2 separate regions of the Mus musculus genome follow, and region 2 is linked to region 1. A link is a loop called in an ENCODE intact Hi-C map of the cell type or tissue named here. Cell type or tissue: gastrocnemius. All regions are shown on one strand. Each heading gives the region's core, and the rest is flanking DNA. Links, peaks and the distances in the headings are about the cores only.

The links. A loop is a pair of places that touch in the nucleus more often than their neighbours do. Peaks named below come from ENCODE experiments on the same cell type or tissue, not always from the same donor. Only the 100,000 strongest peaks of a DNase experiment are listed, where the experiment ranks them.
Region 2: it touches region 1 in a loop (2.0-fold over the local background); 2 of 42 quality-filtered maps call a loop at or near these places.

Annotation. Positions count from the first base shown.
Region 1 is chr1:176,696,417-176,703,589 of GRCm38, forward strand. Gm26104 (a small nuclear RNA gene) reads left to right here and starts at 4,201; the gene lies at 4,201-4,310. In gastrocnemius, for the core only: CTCF peaks have their summits at 2,424 and 3,570 (motif pointing left); DNase peaks (open chromatin) are centred at 2,549 and 3,572.
Region 2 is chr1:176,427,021-176,434,193 of GRCm38, forward strand. It overlaps Gm36536 (predicted gene, 36536), which reads right to left. Exons shown (of 4, transcript NR_151528.1): 4 at 3,091-3,772. Among named protein-coding and RNA genes, the nearest start is that of Gm36536, 97 kb to the right of the region's middle. In gastrocnemius, for the core only: a CTCF peak has its summit at 1,632 (motif pointing left); DNase peaks (open chromatin) are centred at 1,076, 1,603 and 3,435; H3K27ac peaks cover 883 bases.

The DNA.
Region 1 (7,173 bases), core at 1,013-6,012:
GCAGTGACGCTTAGTCAGGACCATGTGAGTTGGATGGCCAGTCAGTGGGAATGTGTGAGCTAGGAGACCGGGGTTTGGGTGGAGCACTGCGGGGCTCACACGCCCTCTTGTCAGGCTTTTATGGCAAGAACAGCATGACATTAGAGTGCTCATGGTGGAGCTCACTGGAAGAAGGCTATGTAGCAAGTGTCTGAGCAAAGCTATGAAGTGTTAAGTTCTGTCTCTCAACCTTACAGATGCAGCTGATGCTGAAAAGGGATGGTGTCTCTGGAGGCAGACTCATCATCACACTGGATTTGTAGAAGCAGGGTAATGCGTTGTCCTGGGACTTTCTGTAGTCACTGGAAGTGAACTGTTATTATTGGTATTATACATTGAACACTCTTTAAATACAGATGTACTTATATGGGATGCTGATTTATAATCAGAATCATGTTTGGTGAATGATGAACCAGGAGAAAATTTGATTGGATAAATCCGAGGCTTGTTTGGAGGTTCCAGCCAGGGAGTATGGTTATAGATGCTCTTGACCAAAGACCAATCCTCCTATTAGGGAAAGAAGGCCATCCTCTTCTGCTGATCAAACAGATTCAAGAGCGATGTATATGGAGAGGAAAGGGACACCTACCTACCCACATTTTAAATGTTCCACAACTTCCTGAAACACAGACATCAGACCAAGTCATCAAACAGGTAAGCCAATGTGGGACAGTTCACATTCAAGCCACAACATCTCTGAAGGTCTATTAACTGTTGAATAAGTCTTACACAAACACAGAAGCCAATCCTCCTTTTTGTAGGTGATTCTCCATGCTGCTGTTCTCACTTGGAGCCTTTGGAGAAGTGGAAGTTGGACCGCGTGAGAGCTGTCCGTGGTGCTGAATCGCTATCCTCGCCCTTGAGAGCCTCTAGATTCCTTGTCAAACCTGTGTTTAACACCAGGACAGACCGGGTTCAAGGAGGACACAAAAAACTCTTTACAAAAGGTAAAACACTGATGCACCAACAAGATGCCCACAGGCTATTTATAAAATATTTCACAAGGGCGACACACTGAAATGCAAGGAGCTAAAAATGAAGGGAAAAAAATGTAATAAAAGAAGACCTTAATTTGCCCTCTAATTTTGTGGCATAGCAACAAGGTAACCAAACTCGATGGAAAGCCCTTATGTAACAGAACCTACAACCAGAAAATGAAAACGCTGAATTTTTAAGCAAATCCAAACACATAGAAATGCTTCCTCTATCTATGTGCAGTGGTGTATACTTGCAAGCCAGGTGGTTGGGAGTTTGAGCTCACCCTATGTAAGATAGAGCACCCAAGGCCTCCTGGACTCCACACCAAACTTAGACAAAAATGTTGTACCTATAATAGCCTCTGATTACAACGTAATGCACTTAGAAATTACAACGTGGACATTTTAGAACTCCTTCCTAAATAATTATTGTGTTAAAAAGAAATCTAAACAAATTTTCAGACTGTCTAGAGAATGCAGAAAATAAAAGACTCCTGAAAAACAACTACAGCAGAATAAAGGCGGGTTATTAAGATTTTAAAAAAAAACCAACTAATAAAACATTAACTGTCATGAGGAAAGTGGCGTTAGGGTTGTAATAAATACAGAAGCAGAAACTAATGAATTAGGAAACAAATAGGGCTAATCTGTGCATAAAAACTATACCTTAGCAAAGAGGGGGATTCTGAATACACTCTCTCTCTCTCTCTCTGTCTCTGTCTGTCTCTGTCTGCCTCTGTCTGTCTGTCTGTCTGTCTCTCTTTCTCTCTCTCTCTCTCTCTCTCTCTCTCTCTCTCTCTGTGTGTGTGTGTGTGTGTGTGTGTGTGTGTGTGTATGTGTGTGTGTGTGTTGGAAGTAGAGAAGAGAAGACAGAAAGCACTCAATGAACAAACTCAGCAGGACAGACAAAGATTCAGGGAGACAATCACGATTCCAAGAAAGGTCCCACTCATATCTTTTCAAATGTTTGCCATCCCCAGTAAGAATATTTTGCCCTCTCTGGGAGCCTGAGGGAACATTCTTCTTCCTACTCCCTGTTCACCCCACACCATTCATAGGTGGACTATGCTTCTTCCATTCTCAGATTGCATAGCTCAGATAGGATCCTTATTCCCATCATATCTTTTTGAAATAGTTATCATTCCCCTTCTATGTATGAAACCACCATCCATTGAATCCCTACTTTGGGTTAAACAGAGAATAAGAGATTGGCAGACATATTTGCTAAACATGTCTTTCAGACATTCTTTTTATCTATAAAGATTTTTTTTTGTCTATAAATAATCTTTGTCTCTCTGTATATACAGAAGTTGGGGCTCATAGACTTTAGGTTTCGTTTTCAGTATTGTGAGGCTTCTGCTTCAAACTTCATTCTCTGCTCCAAAGTTGAGCTTTCCTCATGATGTTAGACTGCCTCTCCATGGACAAAGATAGAGATCACACTTTTATGAAACCTGCACACTGTTGACCAGTTGTGGAGAAGGAAGGCTAATTATAAAAACCAACAGCCACAAGTCCTCGACACCAACTTGAATCCCTCGCTGGGGCCAAGTTCAAAATCATGTATCTAGGAGCTTAAGACAAATAGGTTTACACATGCAGACTCAGGAGACCTGCCCTTGTACAGCTCAAATGCTTCAGCATGTTTGTGGTCTTTGTGCTTTCTGTGCCCACCATGATGCCGGAGGAAGTGGTTGCACTCTCCAAGGGCCAGGTGGACTTGAATACAGGTCTATTACAGAGCTAGGGAAGTAACAAGAAGCAGGTACTAGGGACAGCTCTGTGGAATAGCTCCTTGGCTAGTTTATCCTCTCTGTCTCTCTCTCTGTATGTGTGTCTGTCTGTCTGCCTCTTTTTTTCTGTTCTCTCTCCCTCCCTCCCTGCCTTTCTCCATCTTTCCTCCCTGGCCCCCCAAAGCTTCTATAGAGGTCTCCCACTGACCCATATCAACCAGGATAAAAAAGCAAGGGCACCTGAGGGAGGTATTAAATCAAGATTAGCCTCCTGCAGTGTCCTGCACAGAGGACAAAGGTAGAAAGAATTCATTAGATGGAAAAGCACTCCAAAAGGAAACCCAATGTTAACACTGCCTTGGTATCTATTCATGTGCTGTTCTTGTATACTCCACCCGCCTTAGAATAGAACCCAGGGCCTTGGGAATGTTGGGTCAGTGTTCTTCCACTGAGTAGTGTTTTCAGTCCTATGTTCTGCATCACTGTTTGTCAGGAGTCACAATTTTGTGAGTCTCTCTACAAAGCAGAACACAATTGGCTGATGGAAAGAGCCAGCTGGTCCACCAACCACTGCAAAAGCTAATGAGACTAATGTCAGGAAGAACAGACAGCTTCATGTCTCAGGTAAAACAAGAATAAAGACTATATTGAAGAAGTCCAGAAAGCAGACATGGAATACACAAGAGAATGTCTGGCAGAAGAGTTTACTTCAACATAATTAGTAAAAACCTGATGTCTAGATCTATCTATCAGTGACAAAGAATGAGGTGGAAAAATGATCTCCTGACACCAAGAGAATTCAGTCATGGGCAAGACTGCCACCTGCTGCTGGGGCTGCTGCAGTAGAAATGTCTGAATTGGGCAGAATGTTAGGCTAGAGAGCAGAGGACTCTAAAACTCTGACCCAGCATACCCATGGCAGAGCCAAACCAAGACCCATGTTGGCAATCAACCATCTTTCAGCCTATGAAGGTATGCCCCCAAAGTCTATATTTCCTAATTTATTTTCTCTGCTATGGCAACATGAGCACTAAACCACTAATTCTCCCATGCTGTTGTTTGAATTTTAAATACACCCCCCCCAAAGGCTCAAGTGTTTAAGATGCAGTACCTATTCTGTGGGTGCCTTTCAGGGGAAGTGCTCAGGGAGAGGAAGTGACATATTTGGAGGGTGGGCACTTGTAGTGGCTATTGGCATTCCAGCCCCTTCCCCACCTTGCTTCATAGGCACCATGAGATGAACATCCTCTGCCATGGTGCTGCCAGGCCCAAAGCACCAGGAATAAGTAACCATGGCTGAAAAGTTTTAGATTGTGACTTAAAAACAAGTCTTTTGGATCAGCAAGATGGCACAGAGGATTGAAGTGCTGGCCACAGAATCTGCTAGCGCACCTGAGGTGGAAGGAGAGCACCTGTAGTGAGAACTTGGGTTTCTTTTAAAACCCAGTTATGTGCTCACTTCGGCAGCAAATATACTAAAATTAGAACGATACAGAGAAGATTAGCATGGCCCCTGCGCAAGGATAACACGCAAATTCGCAATGGAGTACTACTCAGCTATTAAAAAGAATGAATTTATGAAATTCCTAGGCAAATGGATGGACCTGGAGGACATCATCCTGAGTGAGGTAACCCAATCACAAAAGAACTCACATGATATGTACTCACTGATAAGTGGATATTAGCCCAGAAACTTAAAATTCCCAAGATATAAGATACAATTTGCAAAACACATGAAACTCAAGAAGAACGAAGACCAAAGTGTGTACACTTTGACCCTTCTTAGTATTGGGAACAAAACACCCATGGAAGGAGTTACAGAGACAAAGTTTGGAGCTGAGACAAAAGGATGGACCATCTAGAGACTGCCATATCCGGGGATCCATCCCATAATCAGCTTCCAAACACTGACACCATTGCATACACTAGCAAGATTTTGCTGAAAGGACCCAGATATAGCTGTCTCTTGTGAGACTAGGCCGGGGCCTAGCAAACACAGAAGTGGATGCTCACAGTGAGCTATTGGATGGATCACAGGGCCCCCAATGGAGGAGCTAGAGAAAGTAACCAAGGAGCTAAAGGGATCTGCAACCCTATAGGTGGAACAACAATATGAACTACCCAGTACCCCCCAGAGCCCGTGTCTCTAGCTACATATGTATCAGAAGATGGCCTAGTCGGCCATCAGTGGAAAGAGAGGCCCATTGGTCATGCAAACTTTATCTGCCTCAGTTCAGGGGAATGCCAGGGCCAAGAAGTGGGAGTGGGTGGGTGGGGGAGTGGGTGGGGGAATGGGTCGGGGACTTTTGGGATAACATTGGAAATGTAAATGAAATAAATACCTAATTTTTAAAAAACCCAGTTATGTTATGTGAACATGCTTTTATTTTAATCCCACCTGTAGGACATGGGGGCTGCTTCAGATTATCTACAGCAGCTGACTATTTGCCTCATGGGTGCCCTGGCAGGGGTGTGATTCTGCCAGCTGCACAGTTTAATTCTAAGGACTCTGGAGATTTGGAGAGGATATAAATGCCAAAGCCCAGAGACAGACTTGAGGGGGAGGACTCTGAAGAAGGAGGAGGAGGAGGAGGAGGAGGAGAAAGAGAAAGAGGAGGAAGAGGCTGCTCCTGGTTGCTGCTGTGATCTGACAAGAAGTTAGAGATATCCTGTCTAGATTAGACTTGCCCCAAGAACCCAGCAACCCTGATCAGCAGTAAGTAGTCTAAAGAGACCTACACCTCCTTTCCTCTCTATCCTTCTTTCTTCCTACCCAGTGTTGGAGCCTAGCATAACTGTCCTCTGAGAGGCTTCATCCAGCAGCTGATGGAAACAGATGTAGAAACGTACAGCCAAACATTAGGCAGAGATCAGAGTCTTGTGGAAGAGTTGAGGAAAGGATTGAGGGAGCCGGAGGGATCAAGGACATCACAGAGGCAACCAATCTGGGTTGATGGGGGATCACAGAGACCAAACCACCAAACAAATAGCAGGCATGGGTTAGACATAGGCCCTCTGTGCATTTGTAACAGATGTTCAGCTTGGTCTTCATGTGGGCCTCCTAACAACTGGAGCAGAGGCTGTCTCTGACATCCACTTAATTTTGTAGTTAGAAAGGTTTTGAGAAAATTTAAAGTGCTTTGCAAAATAGAGATCAAATATCCTGATTTTCTCCATAGTTTGGATTATGACCTAGAGTGGAAGTGAACTGTTAAACTGGACTACCATGTTAGGGGTGTTGCTGTCATTCTGGATCCTTTCCATGGATCCCACACTTCAGAAATACAAGCATTGAAAGCAGACAGCAAAGCACTCCAAGGCTGAGGGCATTAAAAATAGAATAAGTCAGGAACACCAGTGCCCTTGGAAAACACACCTTTAATACACTAGAATGCAGCTATACTCTGCTCCCCAAATTCCCTCGTGAAATTATAAGCTGAAAAATGTTTGTTTCCTACAACACAAGGGCATCAGGTGCCCAAAAGCCACACATGGGGTACAGCTCCCAAATGAAGCAACAGGACTTCATCTGTAGGGAAATTTTTTTTAAGTTAGTAAGCACAGGACAGTGGTAGAACACATACTTAGTGTGAGCAAGACCCAGTGTTCTGAAAGCCTTTGGGTTTGTGGTTCAAGGAGGACATTGACCTAGATTGTCTTTTTTGGTAATAGATTTGTTCAAGGTTACTAATGCCACAGACAGCAGCACGAGGAGGACTCTGAGGAGACTGCAGGGGTCACGTTTCCTGTAGGTTTTAGAAGAAGGGCTTAGGAAAGAGGTAAAAAGTTTTCTCCTTTTGTTCTGCCATTGCTGGGGGCAACCAGTGAGAGTCAGTCAAAGGATGTAAGGTTAGTACCAGTCTGATTTCTCCATGTTCCAGGACTCAAGTATGTAGTGTCTTCAGCAATGGGGTCTTATTGTAGGCTCTGGAGAGCAACCAAGAACAATGGTAGCAGTCTTGATGTGGACAACACATAGAAGATTGTCTTTGGGATCTCACTTGCCAACAACTCTAAAAAGTAATCATGAATTAGTTGCTCGATTGTTAGCATCTGGTGTCTAGTAGGGACACTGTTGGCTGTTATAAGGCAACTTCATTTTTAACTCTTTTTATGTATGTACACAGATCTAGTTTAGGAAGTTTCAGCAATCATAATTTCCATATGACTTTTTTTGGACAACACTAGTATTACTAAATCCTCCCAGTTTCCTTCCTTTATCCTCTCCTCCTTCACCCTAATTTATCTTCTATTGTCCCATAATTCCCATTTAACTATACCAGTACATCCTATCTCTCTTCCCTTGAATGCCCTTCGTAATGTCCTAGCCTTGATGGGTGTTACAGATGAAGCATATCTAAATATTCAAAGCTAACATTTCTACTGGCTAGCTTTCAGAGTACTGGAAGATGCTATGCATGTTA
Region 2 (7,173 bases), core at 701-5,700, 270 kb before region 1:
CCAGGTCTGAAGAGCAAGGTCTTTTGGTTTGTTTTTGTTTTTGTTTTTGTTTTGTCTCTGGAGTTACCAAAAGTCCAATTCTCTCCTTGCCCTTCTTTGTGTCCCAGCAGATGCCCACAGATCAGACTTGTGCAGGCTTGTGCCAACAGCTGCTGAGTGCTCTTGCTTAAGCCTCTGCCAGAAAGGTCCTGGCATCAAGAATTTTGGGTCATAGAGCAGGGCTGGTCCAGGGATCCTTGGTCCCTCAGAGGCTGCCACTCTGGACATTTTCCACCACACAGCAAAATGTCAAGCTCAGGAGGTCGACAGCCAGGAGAGATTCCAGTTGAATCTTGGGGGGACCGCATTGCTTATTAATTTATACTTGGTAGGCCACAGCAATAATGCACTCTCAGCAATGATCCACCTGTCATGAATAGCACAAGCCAAGCAAATACTGACGCTGTTCTGTAGACAGGGATGCCTGATATTACATAGACACATTCTTGGTGTAAGAAACTAAGATCAAGGTTAACTGATTCAAGGATGACAAGTAGAAGCTCATCTACCTGACTACCTACTAAGTGCTACAAACATGTTTTCACCCCTGCTAGAAAGCGGTCTCTGCTCTATTTCAAATAAATAAATAAAAGAACAAAGTAAAATATATTTATGGCCAAAGAGTAGGCACCAAATAAGAACAGTCAAAGGAAGATGTTACTGAATGGATGGAGACTTTAAAATAGAAAAGTTTCCTTTACCTCAAATCCATGCATAATTTAGAATTCTTTACATCTTGGCTCAAATCAATGCATTAATAAATGAGCTATCACTTTTGCAAAGAAGGGGGAAAAAATGGTGCTTACTTCTTTTGAGCCTAATTGGCAAGATGTGTTGGCTCTCATACAGAAGCTGCTGTTACCTCAACTGACCTTAAGTAGTTGTCTGCTGAGTAAATGCAATCTGACCCATCCTAGCCTTTTTTCTAAAGCGGTGCAGGATATTATGCTTACCCCATGCTGGCAGCCAGGAGGTGTGACGGAGGAAAGTGGAGAAGGCAAACCCAGGGACTGTCCAAGATTGTGGTTTCCAGCGGAGGCAGGGACCAGCTGAAGAGACTCTCTTCCTCCCCACCAGTGTCTGGCAGTGTTCACTAAAAGATTTGCAAATGTGGACGTGGCTTCTGGCTTCAGCTCACTCTCAGATCTTTCCTTCTGGACCCCTGGCCATAGCAGAATCAGAGTTCAGGTCTGCATTCGCCACTCAATCTGCTGCTCGAAAGGGGAAGTCAAAACACAGAAACCCATATTTTTGCATAACTCAACTGAATTACTAGATTAAGATTAGGGATCAGGAAAGGGAAAATGTATAAATGTATATAATAAATGTATATAATGTGCCAATTAATATAGTCTATAGTGTAACGCTAGCAACTAATTGCCAAATTCCTTGTTGGGTATCCACTGACTCAGCCCTCCAAAGAGGTCAGTTTGTCTGACACAGAGGGTTGGGGCCAACCTGATTCTTCTACACAGACACTCCATAGCACCTATCCACAAACCTGTCCAGCTATCCCAGGACTATACATAATGATGCTTTTCATTCAGAACCAAGTCCCCTGACAACACTTCATTTCTCACCCCCTGCTGGTGAGCCAGGTGTCTGCCAGGAGTGCGCATGGAGGACATCAGAGGTGTGTTGCCTTTTTTTTTTAAATCCTCCAGGGAGGCAATTATCTATTAGCAGACATCATCTTAGTCATTTTTTTTGAAATGTTGACTTTCTCTGCTCTATAAAATAGAAACAATGATAATTAAACTTTATTTCCTAGCATTTTTCCCTGTGCTACAATTTTATCTTTTCTGAGCTATATGATCACTGAGAGTGAGTGACAGAGAAAAGAAAACTGAAGCAATGCAAAGGAGAAAACATTTCAGTTGTTTCAAAATGACATGGAGCAGTTGAAGTGATGAGATGAACAAAGCCCATTTTTAGGCAAAAAAAAAAAAAAAAAAAAAAATCCCAAAACAAAAAACATTGCTAGGACAATACACACACATTCTCATGTCCATGTCTATATATATATCACACACAAACACACACACATATATTGCACACATCACAGCATACACAAATAAAATGTATGCATAACACACATACATCACATAAACAACATACATAAATTATACACAGTTATCAAGCACGTCGTATATATGTATCACACACATAATACAGACATCATATATGCAAACATAGCCATTAACTTCCTACAGGAATGGCATCGTGAGCATCTTCATACTGCAACTGTTCACCAATCACAGTGATGTCCCAGGGACTCAGCAAGGCATAATTGTGATGAGGCTGAGGCTGAGGGGGACTTTACTCAGTGATGGACATTCTCAGCTGGACTCTGATCAGAAACTAGAAACGGTGTTAGGACATCTGTGAATAGCTTAAGAGCCAAATGAACTTGTTCATTTTCTCTTCAGGGAATGCAACAATAATGGGCTGAAGCTTCTTGTGTCATGGATAGCTAAGCAGAAGGATGAGCAGGAAGGGGTGGGGCCAGCAAGAAGCCTGCTTGGATGGGATGGTTGCTGCCAAGACCAATGACCTTGAGACCCACATATTGAAAGAGGGGAATGACTCTACTAAGTTGTCCTCTGGCCTCCACACATTCTGTGTGGCACACGCATGCCCCCACACATACATATGCACAAATAAATAAACATTAAAACTTGTATTTAAAAAAGGAAGAAGTTTAGAGTAAAAGTCACACACACACACACACACACACACACACACACACACACACACACACGAGATAAAAACCGAAGAGGCACAATCAAGAACGAAGCTTGAGATTGCTGCTCCTCTCAGTTCCGTCCCTGACCCAGTTTGTTTCTGCTTGCCAAAGTCCTGCTATTTCCCCATCACTCAGGTATGTCTCCTCTTCCCTTTCCCACCTCCCTTCCACCCAGCCCGCCCTCCTGCCAGCGTCACAGGAACTCCCGAGGCGCGCCTTGCTCCTGACCACTCAGCACTTCCGGAACAGTATTAGGTACTGTCTATAAGTGTTTTATTAATGTGTGTACACACACAAGCATATATGAGTCTTTCTTATATATTTATGCCATCCACAGATATTAACAGATCTATTAGTGCAGTGTTGAAGTCATAATGGGAAGCAACCGTCGATATTTGTTCTCAGTAGGAGAGCAGGAAAAGGAAAGAAGTCATTTCAGTGTGGTATGATAATTAAACTGAAGAGGTGTGACCAAGTTCCTCAAAAGACCTTATTAGCAAAGATGTAACAACTTTTCTTGGGAAAGGTGAGATCTGTGCTAACACGTGCATCATCTGGAGAAAAGGAGACTCCACGCTGATGCACAGGTGGCCACGCCTCCCGTCGACTCCGGATTGAGCACCTTGCTGCCCCCGCCATGTCTTCCTGAACTCGCCATCAGCAAGCCATCCAGACCCTCCATATAAATGATAGATTGCTGCCAAGGAGTCCAGGTGACTGGTGCTCTAATGTCTTGTCGTCAGCTGTACGTGACAGTTTGGCCATAAACTTGTCTCTGTGTAGTCAGCATGATTTTAGGTAACGTAATTTTCAATCTGTCCACATTGAGCAAGATGAAAACTCTGCCTGTGTCCTCACTTATTTTTGTCCTGGTGGCCTGAAAGTAATGATTCTGATGCATAAAATTGAGACGCGATCAATAGTCTCTTGAATATTTTCCAACAAAAAAAAAGCTTTTAAGAATCATTTCCTCTTTAGCAGCTCGTGCTGAAAAGACAAGAGAGATAACAGATATCTTTAAGTTTTATAACTGAACTCCAATATAGAGTCATCTACTTTTTAAAATATATAGTCAAATTTTCTAAAACTTGACCCTTTGATAAAAAATCTGGTATAAATGCATAGTGAATTAAATACATTAATCAACCATCCATTTTTTATTCACTTCACTCAATAAAGTATGTATGGTCCATAGTAAAACTCAAAGTCAGCAAATGCCTATATTTCCGGTAATTCCCCCATAGAGCCATCATGTGTCTATGAAATGTTTGCATGTCCCCAAAGCATATGATTAACCTGAAAATTCCCTGTCTCAAATTTTAACCTACTCTGAGACCAGATTCATCAGCACATATATGACATAAAGTGAGGTGATTCTTCCTCCAAGAATGGGCTCTTTTTTTTTTTTTTTTTTTTTTTTTTTTTTTTTGAGACAGGGTTTCTCTGTGTAGTCCTGGCTGTCCTGGAACTTACTCTGTAGACCAGGTTGGCCTTGAACTCAGAAATCCACCTGCCTCTGCCTCCCAAGTGCTGGGGTTAAAGGGTGCGCCACCAATGCCAAGAATGGGTTCTAAGAGTCAATAGTTAAAAGGAGACAGCAGAACAGCACACAGTGTTTGGATCTACCCAATGAGGGTGTCTCAGAGAGAACGCATGCCTCTCCTGAAGCTCAGTGGGCTCTCTCGTCAGGGCCACCATCCCCAACCAGAAAACCTCGTTGTTAAGTTGTTTGAACCAACAACTAATTGCATGGCTTTGCTAAGTCACTCTGAGTCTTAGGTTAGGTTGCCAATAATATGAGCATCATAATTGGAAATGCCTATGGCTTCAAACCTATTGTGGCACAGGGTACTTTTCCTTGATATGCCAGCTTTCCTGGATCCTGACTCTGTTTTTTGGTTTGTTTTTTAGTAGAAGCAAAAGGAAATTGTATAGGAAGAATTGACCATTTAAAATTTTACAGTTTTATGTGTTGATTGATGTCTGCCTTGCATATCTACACACAGTCAAATATGTGGTTCAGTTATGGAAGACTGAAAGAAGCTGAGGAGAAGGATCTACGCTATGATCTGTTTCGTGAAGATACACCAGACTTTCATATCTGTTTAATATCTGTCGTATTAGACACCATGACACAAAACAACCCCAAAATAAGGGGGATAAAGAAGCAGTAGGAGGGTGGAGAGAGTAAGGGGCATCAGACAATGGATCAAGTGAGAGAGGTAATAAAGATTGGGAAAAGCATGTTTCATTCATTTGCTCCTTTACTTAGTTTTACATGTAGGGCTTTCTTTTATTGGATATTTTCTTTATTTACATTTCAAACGTTATCCCCTTTCTCCATTTTCCTCCCCCCTGGGAACCCCTGTCACATTCTCCCTCCCCCTGCTTCAATGAGGGTGTTCCTCCACCCACCCACCCACTCCCACCTCCCTGCCCTTGATTACCCTACACTGGGGCATCTATTGAGTCTTCATAGGACCAAGGACCTCTCCTCCCGCTGAAGCATGACAAGGCCATCCTCTGCTACATAAGCATCTGGAGCCATGTGTACTCCTTTGTTGATGGCTTAGTCCCTGGGAGCTCTGGAGGAGGCGGGGTCTGGTTGGTTGATATTGTTGTTCTTCCTATGGGGTTGCAAAGCCCTTCAACTCCTAATTTCATGGATGAAATGACAGTTACTTAGATGGATAAAAATAGAGGAGGAAGAGAGAATCCAGGTTCCTGTGAGGCAGAATTAGGTATTTGTTTCAGAAACTGTAAGTTTGAGTGTCTATTGAACCACTCGCACATTATATATACACAGGAATCTGGAGCTTTGGGTAGAGGTTGGGGACATAACTTCAATGTAAGAATCATTGTCCAAAAGGTGGCTTTCAAAGTACTGAGACTAGAGAACCTTAGGTAGCCGAAAGAGCCCAGGCTTGAACTTACAGAACTCAGCACTCAGAGGTCAGAGAAAGCAGGAGGTCTCCACATAAAAGGTGGAGAAGGTAAGCTGGCCATGTGGGAGGAAATCAAAGAGATCAGGGTAAGTGAAAGCCAAGAGAAAGGACATTCTAAAAACAAGTAACTACTTGACTGTGTAAAAGCCTATGCAAGAGAAGACAGATACAAACAGGAAAGTATTCCTTTGATTTGGCTAAGTGAGAGACCACGTGCCATACTGTGCTTTCCAAGCTGTGCGAGAGGAAGCCAAGATCCATGAAAGGGGTAATACTGAAATCCTTTTTCATGACTGTAAAATTAGTAAGAAGAATTAGATATCATCAGGACTTCTAAATTTAACCTGTATCTACCGCTTCTCTATGAAAATGTGATATTAGAATCTCCCTGACAACGTCATGGAGTTCTGAAAATTAAATAAGATGTAGAAAGGCAAGCTGCCTACCAAGGTGGACTCCCCTTGCAATTGTTCCAACGAGTAGCAGGCACAAAGGATTGTTTAATTTCCTATGATAATAACCACTGGTACTGAGTTCAGCTTTGTTCCCTCCCCACACACAGCTCAGTTCAGTATAGACATTTCAAACTCATTCTTGGATATTCTGTACCTTTTTTTTGGCTAATATCCACTTATTATCGAGTACATACCATGCTACCATGCATGTCCTTTGGGGTCTGAGTTACCTCAGAAGGGAGGGAAGGAGGGACCTGGGCGGGAAAGTGGACTGGACAGGGCGTTGGAGGGGAAGGGGAACCTGATCTGGTATTGGGAGAGGGAAAAGGACTGAAGCCCTGAGTGTCAGCAGAAAGAATGGAAACAGGCAACTTCAGGAAATAGGAGGTTGAGGGGGGACCTTCCAAAATGCACCAGAGACCTGGCAGGTAAGAGACTCTTGAGAACCAAAGGGAGGGACCTTAGATGACATGCAGACAGTAGGGACAGGGAACTTATAGAGCCCACCTCCAGCAGGAAGACAGGGCATCAAGTGAGGGATGGGGTTGCCATCCCACAGTCACAATTCTGACCCATAATTGTTCCTGTCTGAAAGAATTACAAGGATGGAAATGGAGAGGAGTCTGAGGAAAAGAAGGTCCAGTGACAGGACCAAAGTGGGATCCAGCTCAAGGGGAGGCCCAAGGCCTAACACTATTACTGAGGCTAAGGAGTGCTCACAAAACGGGATCTAACATGACTGCCCTCCGAAAGACCCAACCAGCAGCTGAAAGAGTCAGATGCAGATATTTGCACCCAACCAATGGACAAAAGCTGCTAATGCCCGTACTTCAATTATGGAATACTGAAAGAAGCTGAGGAGAAAGGTGATCCTGTAGGAAGACCAGCAGTCTCAATTAACCTGGATCCCCGAGATCTCTCAAACACTGGACCACCAAACAGGCAATATATACCAGCTGATATGAAGCCCTCAACACAAATTCAGCAG